Linked DNA regions of Homo sapiens: region 1 is linked to region 2. A link is a loop called in an ENCODE intact Hi-C map of the cell type or tissue named here. Cell type or tissue: PC-9. All regions are shown on one strand.

Region 1 (8,000 bases), 1.7 Mb before region 2:
CAAAGAAGGTAGTCAATTGATATTTTTTTAAAATCAAAGAATGAACAGTGGCACAGATAGTTTCATTGAATACAACAATCTTTGTTATTTTCAGAAAAGATGAGGCCTAATATCAAACCCAACCTGTGATTTTTGTAAATGGAACATGTTATTGATTTGTTTGATGATGCTAGCATGCAGGAAGTTTCTTTGTGAGACATTTGTTTATTTAGTCAGCAATTATGTATATGTACCTTCAACACATATGTAAGAATCTAATCTGGGTTAGATTCTATAAGAGGCTATAAAGATATTACTCATAATCCCTACACTTGATAGGCTTTTTGTCTAGTTTGAGAAACAACTTGTACAACATAGAACATCACACAAGTGGTACAGATAAGCTTCTATATGAGAGAATAACCTCCAGCTAGACATTCTGCAAAACCACAGATTTTTATATCTAAGAAGTATGAATTATTAGGTGATTTCAAAAAGGACTTGTGGGCTGTGAATCCAGGCACTCAACACTTTGAAAGTCTTCATATTAACTATAGTCACTCAATCGTGCTGTGCTTTCCTGAGGAGATATAAGGCATAGCCACTCATAAACATGACCTTTTGGTGATATGAGAAAGTAAATAAATGTCTCAAAAAAGTGTGAATTTTATTTCTAGTTTTGTGCAAGAATCTGGAAGTATTGTGCCTGTAAAAACACTGGCACCATAGATGACATGCTGGAATTATTGCATGAAAATCCTACAGGGTTGGAGCGTGTAGATTATCTGGTTAATTTGGATCTTGCGAGGAAATCTGTTTTTATATAAGTTGTTGAAAACGTTTCAAAGGGGCATTTTTACCCTTTTAATTGTTATGAAATTAATTATCTTTTTGACAATGAAATATCTCAGGGTTTATCCAAGTTATTATTATGGATGGTTCCTGGTTCATTTTTGTTCAAAATATTCACTCCTAATCTAATAGATTATGTTTCTTGAGAGCTGGGACCATATCTTTTACACACCCAGTGCTAAAGCAATAGTACCAACTCAATAAATGTCAATTGAATGAGCAGGTTCCTAGCTCGGTGCCTTGCACAAAACTGGAGCTTAATGTTTGTTGATGAGGTGAAGAGGGGGATACTTATCAGGGGCCACATTCATGGGAATTGGATACTGAGACAGAAGTGGGTGAGTCAAAGGTTTATTGGGCAGTGACACTTGTGACAGTCCAGGGCATGAAGCAGAAGCAGGATCAGGCGGGAGGAGCCATCTGACCTCGATGAAGAAGGCGGGACAACAGAATCTCTGCCAATCTGGAAGAGCTCAGGAGCAAAACTTGCCAGCTAGAGGAGTGCCTCACAGGGAGAAACGGCCAGGCTCTTGCTCTGCCCCTGCTCAGCTGTGGACGGAGAGCCACCAGAGAAGAGGCAGCCCTGGCCTGGAATGCCAAGGTACAGCCTGAAAGAGCTGCAGCTAGAAGCTGTCAGGCAACAAAGCTCCAACCCTGACTCTGGGCTTGATTCTTTCTTAAAGGTGGGGGAATCTGCATAGTGCATCTTCTGGACACGTGTGTGACATGATTTGTGAAATGGCTCTTTTTTGGATGCTTCATGGTGTATATACATTGATACCTTTTTTTGAACGAATATTATTCTGTGCCAGCAACATTTTTCAGAATTTCTATGAATTATTTGAATGCTAGAGAAAATTTGAATCTATCTGTATATTTTTCAGACCAGTTATCTTTCAGGGAAACAATATTTTAGTCTATAATAAATATTAATATTAGTCTTATGATGCTTTAAATTTATGGTTAGGCATTTTTCTCTTTTCCTAAAAATATTTTAAATCTAATCTTTCTGAACCTCAGTTTCTTCATCTCTAAAATAATTATGATAAAAGCATTACATTAGCAGATTGTTACAGGATTAAATAAGAGAACATATGTAAAGTGAAAAGTATGCTGCTGGGAACATTCAATACATGTTCATTCAAAAGAAACAGGAAAGAAAGAAAAAGAGCTCATGTTCAGAACTAGTATGGACTAGGCCTTCCTAGGTGTCTTCATTCATTTTGTGCTGCCATAAAAAGAAAGACCTGAAACAGGGTTATTTGTTTCTCGTAGTTCTGACTGAGAAATCCAAGATCAAGGCCCCTACAAGTTTGGCATCTGATGAGGGCTGCACTCTGCTTCCAGGATGGCACCTTGATGCTGCGTCTTCACATGGCAGAGGGCAGAAGGGCAAAAGGGATGAACTCTCTTTGTCAAGCCTTGTTATCAGGGCTTCTAATCCCATTCAGAAGGGCTCCACCATTGTGACTTAATTACCTATTCAGGCCGCACCTCTTAATGCTGTGACATTGGTGAACATGTTTCAGCATGAATTTTAGAGCGGACGCAAACATTCAAACCACAACACTAGGTGAGAACATTAGACTCTTGGCACACCCTCCATGAAACAAGCCTTAGCTTTGGAAAAATATGTTGTAGAAAATCCAAGCTTCTTGCTTTCCTGCCATCATCTATTTACTGATTTGTATGATCCTCCCCGCCCCACCCCCAGATATCTCTTGGGAAAGATAATGGTGTTTTTGACATTTTATAAATGTGCTTCATGAAGCAATACAATCAATTCTTCATGTAATATAGGTATATGCAAATTTTGACATAAAATAAAAGAAACTCTTTTTTGGGTGTATTTCAGCACTGATGTCAGTGCGTTAGTAGAAGAAATCCAGAAGGCAGAACCTCTACTCACAGCTTCACGAACAGAGCAAGTCAAACTTTTGATACAGAGGTTGCAAGAGAAACTCGGCCAGAACAGCAATCACACGTTCTATCTTTTTAAGGTAATGGATTTAAAAACAATCAGATAGAAGAATTTCAGTGAAATGATTGATATTTTATTAATTTTTCTTTCCCTAAAAATATTTTTTCATGAAAAAGGCATGTCAGTGATTGATTGTAGTGCCTCACATATGTTTGCTAAGATTGTCCCAATAATTATTTGTTAAATGAATGAGTGAAATCCAAAACACTTATTCCTTGAGAGGTTAAATAAAGATTTCAGCTCTTCATATAATGATAAATTTAAAGGGTTATTATTATTAAGATAGTTTTAAGTTATGGAATAACTAAAGCTTTTTTTCTAGTTAAAGTAACGTTAAGAAGTTGTGTTTTATGACAAATCAACATTTCGTATTTTCTGCTTTCATGTGAACTAAACCATATTTCAGTAAATTATTTATTTGTATGACATATAATTTTAATGTGATGTAAATATGCTTTTTAAATAGTTTTTTTGATGATTAAATATAGCAAATATAGTCGTTTAGTACTTCAAGGAAAGCTTTTAATTTTCCTTTGTCATTACCTTAGAATTACTTCATATTACACTGCTTTTATCTTTTATGATTTAAATATAATTATGATAGTAACATATAATTATTAGTTATAGACTCACCTGATACAAAATATCCAGGCATTCGTTTCTGGAAGAGGATGTTATAGTCTTGTAACATTTCTTTGTCCAGTAGGTGGCACTGTTTAATTTCAAATATGAGCTGTATAACTAGCGTGTCTCAATTTATTCTCCAAAGGGAACATTTTTGATGGTGAAAGTAGATGCTATTCATAGTTACATTTTGGTAACAGACATAACTTGGACTGTCCCAGCCCAGCCAATCACTCTTAATAGATTGTCCAATTTATGTATATGCATTCAATAAATATTCATTAAACATTCACTGTATGTTAGATGTTGTAGGGATTGAAAGATAAGGAAGACATATTCTGACACTAAAGGAGCTTCAGGATTCATAAAGTCATAATACATTGTCAAATCTTTATTGAAACATATTTAGTGTATTTCCTACATACCCAGTTTATACATGTATACAAAACCACATGCCATATGTAAAAGAAAATGTTACAAATTAGTGCTATCAATAAGATGCCACATAGCACTGTCTAAAGGTAAATCAGATATTGCCTGTTTCTGATGTATAATTAAGAAAAAATTGAATGTCTTCATTGGTTTGAAGTTATAACTAACAAATTTAATTTGGTTTGAGTCTAAAAAATGGTGTTTTCTTTCACTGAAGGTTCTCAAAGCACATATATTGCCACTGACTAATGTTGCACTTAACAAATCGGGCTCATGGTAAGATTCTCTTTTTATGTCTAATTTTTAGCAGTGAAACAAATTTCTGTGTTTATTTATCAAAGATTCCAGTTAGATAAGTACATAATATATTCATTTTTCTGATTTCAGTACTCCCTTGGATACTGAGGAGAAATATAAACCCTTTCTCCCACTCTTCTAATCTGAGTTTTCTGTCGTATTTGTGCTGCAGTGAATGGGAGGCATATTGGGTTCTCAGCAAATGTAGCTACTGAAGAACTCAACTCAGGAATGAGTCGGGCAGGGTGGCCTCATATCTAACTTGGTTGGTTGTGATCAGTCTATTCAGAGCAGGCACTTTCCATCTAGGTCAGTGATTTGGGGTATGGCAAACAGCAGCTTCAAGTCTCTGTTGAGAGCATGGCTGTGATCAGCTTGGGAGCTGACGTGCTAGGTAGGAGAGATGAGGGAGAAGTCTCGTCTTGACCTACAGACATAAAATAAACACAAACTAGACATAAAATAAGCAGTTTGCTAAGGCTTCCATAATAAGGTAGCACAAACTGAGTGGCTTACACAACCAAAATGTATTGTGTCACAGTTGGGGAGGTTAGAGGTCAGAGGTCAAGGTGTCATCAGGGTCAGTTCCTTCTGAGGCCTTGGGAAAGAAGCTGTTCCACAGCTCCTGTAGCTTCTGGTGGTTTGCTGGCAATCTTTGGTGTGGAGAAGCATCACCCTGAGCTCTGCCCTCATCTTCACATGGTTTTCCCTGTGCATGTCTGTGCCTATATGGCCTGTTCTTATAAGGATGTATTGAACTAGGGCCCACCCTACTGCGGCATGATCTCATCCTAACTTAATAATTTTTTTTTTTTGAGATGGAGTTTCACTCTTGTTGCTCAGGCTGGAGTGCAATGGCACGATCTTGGCTCACTGCAACCTCCAGCTCTAGGGTTCAAGCAATTCTCCTGCCTCAGCCTCCTGAGTAGCTGGGATTACAGGTGCCTGCCACCACGCCCAGCTAATTTTTTGTATTTTTAGCAGAGACGGGGTTTCTCCATGTTGGTCAGGCTGGTCTCGAACACCTGACCTCAGGTGATCTGCCCAACTTGGCCTCCCAAAGTGCTGAGATTACAGGCGTGAGCCACCACGCCCAGCCGTAACTTAACTATTAATAATTATATCTGCAAGATCTTATTTCCAAATACATTCACATTCTAAGGTTCTGGGGGATTATGACTTCAACATATAAATTTTGAGGGCATATATTTCAACCCATAAAGTATCTATAGTATATATGTGTATAGTTGCAAATGCGAGTTTGCATCTGTCCAAAGGTAGAAGAAGTCTGTGGGAGAAGATGGTAGAAGGAAAATACCTAGGAGAGAATCAAAGATACCTTGTCTTGTCAACCTGCCTGTTTAGTTGAGTTTCGCTATTAGACTTTTCTTCACCTTTTCTTGTTACCACTTGACATTCAGACTGGCTTTTCAATTTTGTGGGTTGTTTTCTGTGCTGGGGAAATATATTTTTGTTATACTTTTGAAGCAATATTTTGATTTCAGAGATATTTTAGAAAGAAAGTCTCTTTCTTAATTGAATATTGAAGGAATGATTAAGATGCTGCTATTTTACATTACACTCTATTCACTATTCCTGTAGGAGAATAGCTATGTTAAAGGAACCATTCATTTGTTTATTAAACAGAATATAGGCCAGGTGTGGTGGCGCACGCCTGTAATCCCAGCACTTTGGGAGGCCGAGGTGGGCAGATCACGAGGTCAGGAGTTGGAGACCAGCCTGGCCAACACAGTGAAACCCCATCTCTACTAAAAATAAAAAAAAAAATTAGACAGGCATGGTGGCGCACCTCTAATCCCAGCTACCTGGGAGGCTGAGGCAGGATAATCGCTTGAACCCCGGAGGCAGAGGTGGCAGTGAGCTGAGATCGCACCACTGCACTCCAGCCTGGGTGACAGAGCAAGACTCTGTCTCGGGGGTGGGGTGGGGGTTGGGGGAGGGAACAATGGAATATATCCCAATTTAGACATTGTTCTCAATTTAACTTTTTGTTCTGCACACATGATTTCCATTGTAAAAAGCATAATAGGCCAGGCGTGGTGTGTCACACCTGTAACCCCAGCACTTTGGGAGGCTGAGGCAGGCGGGTCACTTAAGGTCAGTAGTTCAAGACCAGTCTGGCCAACATGGTGAAACCCCATCTCTGCTAAAAACACACACAAAAAATATAGCCAGGCGTGGTGGTGGGTGCCTGTAATCCCAGCTACTCAGGAGGCTGAGGCGGGAGAATTGCTTGAACCTGTGAGGTAGAGGTTGCAGTGCGCCGAGATCACGCCATTGCACTCCAGCCTGAGTGACAGAGCGAGACTCCCTCTTAAACAAACAAACAAACAAACAAACAGCATAATAAATAGAGTTATTATCCTACAGGTAAAACATGAAGTCTTTATTAACACACTGCCATTCTTCCCTGCAACGTGTTTATATTCCTTGTGTTAGCTTTATCACAGGAAGCTATGATCGGACGTGCAAGCTCTGGGACACTGCGTCTGGAGAGGAGCTGAACACGCTGGAGGGCCACAGGAATGTGGTTTATGCCATAGCATTCAACAATCCTTACGGGTGTGTTCATCCCTTCACTTATTTGTTTATTAATTCATTTATTCATCCCTCCATCTGCTTGGGGAGAAAGGGAAGAAGACAAGAGGTCTAAATTTATTGAGTGCTTGGTATGTGCTTTGGAAGCCTTTTAAATACCTCCTTCAAAGCTTAAAAGGGTCTTTGGGTTAGCTATCACTATCCGCATATAGAATACAAGGTTTAAGGCTGGGCGTGGTGGCTCACGCCTGTAATCCTAGCACTCTGGGAGGCCGAGGCGGTGGATCACTTGAGCTCAGGAGTTTGAGACCAGCCTGGCCAACGTGGTGAAACCCCATCTCTACTAAAAATACAAAAATTAGCTGGGCTAATGTATGTAATGTATGGTGGCGCATGCCTGTAGTCCCAGCTACTCGGGAGGCTGAGGCAGGGGAATCGCTTGAACCCAGGAGGCAGAGGTTGCAGTGAGCCCAGATCGCACCATTGCACTCCAGTCTGGGCAACAGAGTGAGACTCTGTCTTAAAAAAAAAAGAATACAAGGTTCAAATATGCTTCCAAGGATCGCACGGTAGTAAAGAGGAGAGCTGGAGTTCGTGCTCAGGCAAGACTTGACTCTCAATCCTTGGGAGTTCCGACAGGCACTGCCTATTGATGTTCACAGCTCTGGGCTGGTGCCTCTGGGGGAATGTGACAGACACACACAGCATGGTTTACTTCATTTAGAAGTTAATTTACAGTCTTGCCAGGCAGGAAAAAAATGTGTGTGGTAACATGCTAAATAACAATACCAAGTACAACAGAAGTATTTTTAAACCAACCTCTAGATAATGAACAGGAGATTGCACAGTGTCTTCTATTCTTCCTCATGACACACTGCTGATTCCCATGGCACCCTGAACATCTATAGCAGTGAACATACCCGCCGGAATGGGCATCCTCCTCCTGCTGGTTAGGTTCTAAGCTGATCAAGAGTTAGTTGTATTTGTCAACCAATGCGCTTATGTTGGTTGTACTTTCAATTGTAATTGTGTAACATAACGTGTAATTTAACTAAATATTACATAAACCAATAAAATATGAGTGTGAAAAGAAAGCTGGTCTTTTCTAGGGAAGCATAAATAAGGCAAATCTTTGAAAAATTGTTTCACAACTAAATGAAGTTGTGGAGGAGATCAATGTTCAATTGGAAATCACACTGTCAAAATCTAGAAAAATTCTGTACTCAGATTGTTCTGCACGTATGTTTAAGTTCTTTAAGTTCTCATTCCACTTGCA
Region 2 (8,000 bases):
CAAATTTTCAAAATGAAAAAAAAATGGTTTATCAAAATAAAGGATGTTACTCAAAATCATTGCTTTCTCCTCATAATCAAAAGTATAATTTGGGGAAAAGAATTCCTTAACATAGTTATTAATATATCAAAGTTCTTTTTTGAGTTGGAGTCTCACTCTGCTGCCCAGGCTAGAGTGCAGTGGCGTGATCTTGGCTCACTGCAAGCTCCGCCTCCCGGGTTCACACCATTCTCCTGCCTCAGCCTCCCTAGTAGCTGGGACTACAAGTGCCCATCACCACGCCCGGCTAATTTCTTGTATTTTTAGTAGAGACGGGGTTTCACCATGTTGGTCAGGCTGGTCTCAATCTCCTGACCGCGTGATCCACCCGCCTCAGCCTCCCAAAGTGCTCGGATTACGGGCACGAGCCACCGCGCCTGACCTAATATATCAAAGTTTTAAAGATTATTCCCATAAGGAATAATACGTTTCATCCAAAGATAATTTTTTCCACAAAATTTTTGATTAGCAAAATGAGCTCAAAATATGTACGAGTTCACAAGATTTCTTCTATCCCAAAAGAATAAATTTACATTAATACTGGAAAATCCATCTCAATTAATCCCCATCCTCAATCTCAATGTCAGTCTAAGGTCATAGTTATGTTACCATCAAAAGTAGTATAAAATATGAACTTATACAGATGCTCCTCAACTTGCAGTGAGGTCATATCCCAATAAACCTAGTGTAAACTGAAAATACTGTAAGTCAAAAATGCATGTAATGCACCTGACCTAGCAAACCTCATAGCTTAGCCTCGCCTAATTTAAACGTGCTCAAAACACTTACATTGACCAGCAGATGGGCAAAATTATCTAACACAAAGCCTGTTTTATAATAAAGTGTTGAATATCTTATACAACTTATTGAATACTGTATTGAAAGTAAAAAACAGAATAGCTGTACGGGTGCTTGAAATACAGCTTATACTGAATGTTAATAGCTTTCAAACTGTTGTAAAGTCAAAAGTCATTAAGTGGAACCAGCGTAGGTCAGAGACTGTCTGAATGCTAAATAAGTATCTTCTGGTAACGTTAAGGACATTTTAAAGAGTAGTGATACTTTATATGTTTTCTTGAAATATTAGCTCCATGTGATACCAAACAGAAAAACTTAAATTCAATATAAAATAAAACTATCAAAATACAGAAACTACATCCTTTTAGATAAATCTTTACAGCAGATATGGAAGTAAATAACAGTTACTTCAAATGTATTGGGGAGTGAAATTCAGATTTGATTCTTGACAAGTCTTTATCACACAATTTCTGATTATCTGTCATTCATCCTGATAGTCAAACACCAGTCTGAAGTGAAATGCACTCGTCTCTTTGTCAAGCTATGTTCATTCCCGAAATAAATTTCTCTTTACCTTCTTTTCACCCAGTAAAATTCCTGCTCCCCCAGCTGGACTTCCAAAGATTAAAAAAAGAACTTCTCATCAGAAGAGGGTCAGTCAAACATAAAGTGCAATATAAATTATAGAGACCTGAGCATTTTCTTACATCCCTTTATCTTCATTATGATATTTGCATCATATTTTGGAGGGTGAGTCTAAATGCATATTTTCCATTTAGCAAAATATTTAGTGTACACCAGAAAAAAATAGAGAAAATGCCCTAGGATAATCCTTAACATTTGTCAATTATCCTTGTACATTCGTTATCTAATTTAAGCTGACAAACAACCCTGAGAGACAGGTGCTGCTAGGAGGATGCCTACCCCATCCTCCAGGTGAGGATGGTTGCAATATATAGTCAGACAGGAGAAGGAATTAACAGCAGGATGCAAGAAGTTGCCTGGGTGCATTGGACTGGGATGGGTAGATTCTAAACTTGAGCTCAGGCCTTTGAATTGAGCTGCAAGGTGGAACATTATGTCAGCACACGAAGGCACCAGAGTTCCAAGTTCCAACCCCAAAGGTACTATATGCTGGATGAGAAACAAAGACAACTGAAAGGACACAGAATGCTAAACTAGGGGAAAGGTGATCCTCTGGGAACTGTCCAAGTGTCCAAGCAAGAGGCAGTGGGTCGGGGAGGGAATACTGAGGGTCTCTCTTTCTGGCGGCCATTTCTACGCCAAAGCGGAGGAATTAGAAAACAACTAATTAGCCTGTAATCCCAGCATTTTGGGAGGCCGAGGCGGGTGGATCACGAGGTCAGGAGATCAAGACCATCCTGGCCAACATGGTGAAACCCCGTCTCTACTAAAATACAAAACAAAAAATTAGCTGAGCGTGATGGCACATGCCTGTAGTCCCAGCTACTTGGGAGGCTGAGGCAGGGGAATTGCTTGAACCTGGGAGGCCAAGGTTGCAGTGAGCTGAGATCGTCCCAAAAAAAAAAAAAAAAAAGAAGAAGAAAAAGAAAAGAAAACAGTTAATTGGACACGTGGTAGTTTGAGAAGGTTAAACTACAGAAGCAAGTTCAAGAGAGAGTAAAAAGTTAGAAGTGACTGATGCAGGAGGGGTGGTTATGGAGGAGAGGGGCCCCAAAGAGAGCTATAATCCCACCAGTTACTTCTGAGTTGGGGACCCTGCAGTGGCAAATCACTGTGAGGTGCTGTGTTTGAACGCCCTAAGTCAGGCCAAAATCAACTGGGAACAAAGGTTATCCTGAGAGACCAACATCCAACACCTCAAGTTTTCCACAATTTCTGGAAAAAGAAGCAGATGAAAGATTCCAAAGGAAAACTGATGGCCAGAGCATTCAGTACCAAAGATCACACACCTGTGATGCCTTCGCCAGGGCTGGAACACAGTCGCTGGATTCCAGAGCCCATGCCTTTCCACTTTGAGCCACACTAGAAATATTATGTTAGGGCCAGGCTCAGTGGCTCATGCCTATAATCCCAACACTTCGGGAGGCTGAGGCAGGCAGATCACCTGAGGTCAGGATTTCAAGACCAACCTGGCCAGGGTGGTGAAACCCCATCTTTACTAAAAATGCAAAATGAGCCGAGCATGATGGTGGGTGCCTGTAGCCCCAGTTGCTCAGGAGGCTAAGGCAGGAGAATCGCTTGAACTCAGGAGGCAGAGGTTGCAGTGAGCCAAGATCGCGCCAGTGCACTCCAGCCTGGGTGACTGAGCGAGACTCCATCATCAAAAAAAAAAAAAAGAAAAAAAGAAATATTATGTTAGAATCCAGTTTTTATTCTAAAACCTTACCAAAGTGAAAGAAATAGCATTGATGGATAGAATTCAGATTATCTGAGCAAAATTCCCTACCTACTGTCTCAACACCAAACCAAAGTTGGGTTGAATCAGATGCAGTGTTGAGTAGAAGATTTTGGTAACTCACCAATAAAGTGATTATTCCCCAAGGCGAGCATCTCCTCCAGGAGGACCAGTCCCCCTGAAGCCTGAAGGGGGGTCACACTTCGTCCATCTATGAGGGAGCACTGTTGGAATCCTGTGGCCGTGACCTTCCAGAGCAAAATCAGTGAGGCAGTGGCATCTTGCCGAATCCTGGAAACAGGAATGATGTAAACAGAAAGCTCCTTTCAGAAAAATTCATCTTAGAACCAGTTCTTCAAATTAAAAATAAATACAAAGATGGTATGTGCATCTACCAAGGTACCAGGAGATCGATGGCATAAACAGATACGCGGGCGTCCACTGTAAAGGCGTACACTCCCACTTGTTCACAGTGTACCACAAAATGAGTCACTGGTAACTCACCTTTGAGTAACCACTTTGATGAACAGTAAAAGAGTACACTGAGTTCTCTTTCAGACAAATCCTTCCATAGCCACACAATATAAAAAGAGTTTTGCTTAAATTTGTCATAAACGTGGACTGCAACCCAACACAGCCACCTGAGTTATGCTGCCAAAATAAGCAAAAGTGTGTCACCTTTCCCCAACACCCCCCACCCACCCACCCACACACACACACAATCACATACAATCCACCTCCCAATGCTTCAGGCCTCCCCTGGCTCATTTTTGGTAAAAAAAAAAAAAAAAAAAAAAAAAAAAAAAAAAAAAAAAAACACACAAAACCACCCCACAGAGAATAGGATGTCACAGAAAGCCCATCAACCCCAACCCCAACCCCAGCTGCCCTCCTGCGCTTTTCTCCTCACAGCCCAATGCTTCAGCTACTACGAGCTACCCCAACCCAGTTCTTTCTCACCTCCCAAGCTTTGTCTCCTTCTCCACCTTGGAAATGTGTTCCTAGCCCACATATTACCTCTTCCCAGAGACTCCTGACCACTTCCCAACATCCCAACAGCTGCCCATTCTCCCCAGTGCTCCTGGAGAAGATCACAGTAGACTCCGCACAGATCCGCTCCCCCAGCACAGGGCTCCTGGCGTGCAGCAGGGGCTCAGTAAAGCTTTGATCAGTGACTAAATTCATGAGGAAATGAAAGCGTAAGGAGCTAGTAACCCCCACAAGTGAATTCAGTGCCCTCAGGTCATTCGGCACTCCCATCTCACTTCGTCTGAGTCAGACTCTGCTAATTCGGTCCCGTTCTGCAGCTTAAGGGAGTCTCAGAGAATGGCAGGTTTGTTGAGAGGAAAAAAACAAAAGCATTTAACGAGATAGAAGACCAGAAAATTTGGAAAGGTTTATCAAGGTAAGATAATATGATCTAGACAAGAAAGGGCCGAGAGATGTTTTAAGAGTAAAGGAAACTAGAGATCCTGCTCCTAAAACTAGCCCAGGACGGCAGGGGTTTCAGCTGTAGTCTGAGCAGTGAAAGAAACGCTTAGGACCGGGGTCCCCCTGCTGGTAGAGCTCGAAGCTGCCTCAGGCTTCACCTCTCCCGCCTCTCCGGATGGGAGCGTTCCTCCTGAGCCCAGGAATTCCCAAGCAGCCCTTCCAGGCTCTTCCCCTGCCAGAGTGAGTTCAAGGCTGTGGTGACCCAGGGTGCAAGAGCAATGTAACAAAGTCCCTCTTCCAAACATGTTCAGGGACTCCACTGTTTAGAAAGCCAGGTAGACAAAAATGGCGATGGATACATGGAAGAGACCTACAGTGCCCGCAGGCCCCTTAAAAGGGAGCCAGTGCAACAGATTGGTTAACCAGGCCACGTGTTCCCAGTCTTCTAAAAATCCCCAAAGACTGGACAGCAAATGCCCCTTAGGTTGCATGGAAAGTGTGGGGAGGGTGGTAGTCAATGGCAACTGAAAAGGATGGGCAGTGGGGGGTTGTCAGCCGGCCTGGGGCACCCTAATACTGGCCCATACCCCACCCCCAGCTTTGTGCTCCTGGGCACCTGCTGACTTGAGCCTCATATAAAGCACCACACATATCAGGTCTCAACCAGCACTGCTTCCCTATGCCTCTCCCTCTTCCCCACCGGTGACAATGGACCCTGTCATTTAAAATAGCTTGAATTTTAAACAAAACACTCTCTTTGTACGCTTGCTTTTAAAGAGAAAACTGTAAAAATAAATAAATAAATAAAAATTATAAAAAATAAAGAGAAAATTGTAATATGTAGAATTTAAATTTGGGGCAAAGTATGCATCTGAATGTAACTGATGGTCCAATAAAATCTTAAGAGGCCAATAATTTGGGAAGCAAAGCATTTGGGAGACAAGGAATCTGGCTGAGATCTTATCTAAGGCCTCACGGTTTGTCACCTCACACCAGACTCATCCAGTCCAATTTCTCAATTCCACTTGTCCAGCCTGAAAACCCTCACTGTAATTGCCTCTGAAATCGCTTCCTCTAGTTTTCAAATGGCAGGGGCCACATCTACCCGTGGAATCTGTTCACGATTCTCACTTGACAGGCCACTTACACACCAGGTCCGCGGATGGACACAACCCCACTTATAGGTCATAGCATCACTCTTAACAGTTTGTAACTCAGAATTTTCTTACTTGACTGAGGTGTTCTGTGGCACTTCAAAGGATACCAGGCGGCCACCCGCAGAGCTGTTAGAACTGGCATTCCCACAGGCAATATCTGGGATCACCTGGGAAGGGAAAAAAAAAACGACATATGATTGGGGTTGTTTATAGTATAACATAATGTGATAAAGCAAAATTCCATGCTGAATTTCCTTCATCCCTTTTGATGATGCGGGGGTAGGGCTAGAGAGGAGATGAAGAAGTGAAGCCTTACAAACTCAAAAGAAAATGAAATCTTTGTCATTTGATGTTCTGAAATGCAACAGCTTCCCTGAGAGCAATCTACAAATTCCTGGGATTGTTAAAACTGATCAATAGGATATTGCAGGACAGGAAGCAGATGTCACTCCCTGCTCATTTTCCATTCATTTAACAAGCAGTCATTGACCCCTGCACTATGCTTAACCTGATGCTAACCAGGAGGCCAACTTTAAGGACTAACTTACAAACAGCAGGTAAAAGCCTAATGACTAGGCAAGCCAGCCTTCGACTTGCAAAGTGCATGCAGTATCAGGTCTGATGACTCTTCTGTGTGCTGATGGGTCCAGGAGCACATGCTAAGGCTGGGGAGCTTGAACGCTGCCTTTCTTTTTCCTTGTAGGCTATACCTTCGCTTTTAAATTATTTCCCAAAAGTATTATATGGATGTATATTTTTTTAAAAAGGAGATCAATTGGTGGGGGGAGGACTGTGCTCATCAAAAAGCATACTGCAAAACCTTGAGCTATGTCCAGTGAGCATAAACCTGGCCAATTTATGCACTTAGTCCTCATGCCACAATTACTGTCCTCCCCCATGTCAATGAAAATGAAGCAGTATTAAAAGTATTCATCATCACAGAATTAATTGAGAACAATACAGAAACTCTCAGCAATTTCACTCCACAGCCCACACTTAGATCTTATTTTCCAGAATGCCCTACAATCAGATTCTATGGATTAAGCCCACCACTGATATTCAAAGATGTGAGTATAACTTGTTAAATTTGTATGACAGATGGCTGCTACCCAAGCCTCTAAGTCTCCAAATAACTTTATGTTTCCAAAGCATCATTACTTCACAGAAAGGGGATAATAATATGCCTCCTGGTTTCCATCAGGTTAGGCATACATATTAACATGTCTTCCTCTGGCACTTTAAATCTGCTTCATGAGCAGCCTAAGAAATAATCCATGATATAGGAAGATGAGGCATTTCCTTTTTTTCTTTTTTACACTTACCAACTGTAAAATAACATGACTTTAAATAAATAGATTGAAATGGCTGGTTAGGGAGAAATTTTCTTTTAAAGGACACTTCTTTGATAAACTTGAATCAAATCTAGTTCACATTCAAGAACTGAGTCATCCAGCAAAGAAGCATTAACATCATAACTTCAAAGCATTTATTAAAAGCCTGAAATCAGAGCAAGTTCACAGTTTTTTAGGTAAGCTAAAAACATTGCCCTGCAGTCTGAATGTGGCCTTCATAAGCTGTGTGGTAATACAAAAAAAAAAAAAAAGTGGGTCAACTGGTGAGAATTACTCAAGAAAATAAAAGGAGAAATGCTACTATCTCTTTTATAATAAAGGAAATTTCTAGATGCAGTCCTTGACTCTAATACATGCTATGCAAAAATCTATTTTTTTTTTTTTCATTTAAACGATGAAACCCGTAATAATAACATACCGACACAGGTTTATATGGATGTCATACATATAAAGTATAAGATATAGAATGGAATTACACTCCCCAGTGTCACTTCAAACTCATGATTTGGATTTGTTCCCCAACTCTTCTACCCAGCAAATTTATTTTATGTCAACTTCTAGGAGTCTACTGAAAAGACTTTTGAAGAGCTTGAAGATAAAACAGCCAAACTCAAACTTGATAGGAGAAGTTCCAACAAATAGAATTTGCTGCTGCCAAAATAAATAAAACTTGGAAGTTTCTTTGTCAAATGCATTCTAAAAATATGTCAAAATCATTGATAGCTTCTTCTTTCTAAACCCCATTGAAATACTTCAAGGTACCAAAAATAGAACCTAAATGACAACAGTAAAAAAATAGTTGAGTGTTGCGGTCTGCTGTGGTCTGAATGTCTGCGCCCCTCT

Evidence for each region. Hi-C counts contacts between places; a loop is a spot of excess contacts. Peaks named below come from ENCODE experiments on the same cell type or tissue, not always from the same donor. Only the 100,000 strongest peaks of a DNase experiment are listed, where the experiment ranks them.
Region 1: it touches region 2 in a loop (6-fold over the local background); 19 of 110 quality-filtered maps call a loop at or near these places.

What each region holds. Positions count from the first base shown.
Region 1 is chr2:227,887,170-227,895,169 of GRCh38, forward strand. DAW1 (dynein assembly factor with WD repeats 1) reads left to right here. Exons shown (of 13, transcript NM_178821.3): 3 at 2,687-2,831; 4 at 4,086-4,144; 5 at 6,626-6,748. Among named protein-coding and RNA genes, the nearest start is that of DAW1, 20 kb to the left of the region's middle. In PC-9, CTCF peaks have their summits at 3,536 (motif pointing right) and 3,737; no DNase peak of the experiment used is centred here.
Region 2 is chr2:229,582,517-229,590,516 of GRCh38, forward strand. DNER (delta/notch like EGF repeat containing) reads right to left here. Exons shown (of 13, transcript NM_139072.4): 3 at 5,878-5,972; 4 at 3,342-3,508. Among named protein-coding and RNA genes, the nearest start is that of DNER, 130 kb to the right of the region's middle. In PC-9, CTCF peaks have their summits at 4,766 (motif pointing left) and 4,966; DNase peaks (open chromatin) are centred at 3,705 and 4,455; H3K4me3 peaks cover 920 bases; H3K27ac peaks cover 983 bases.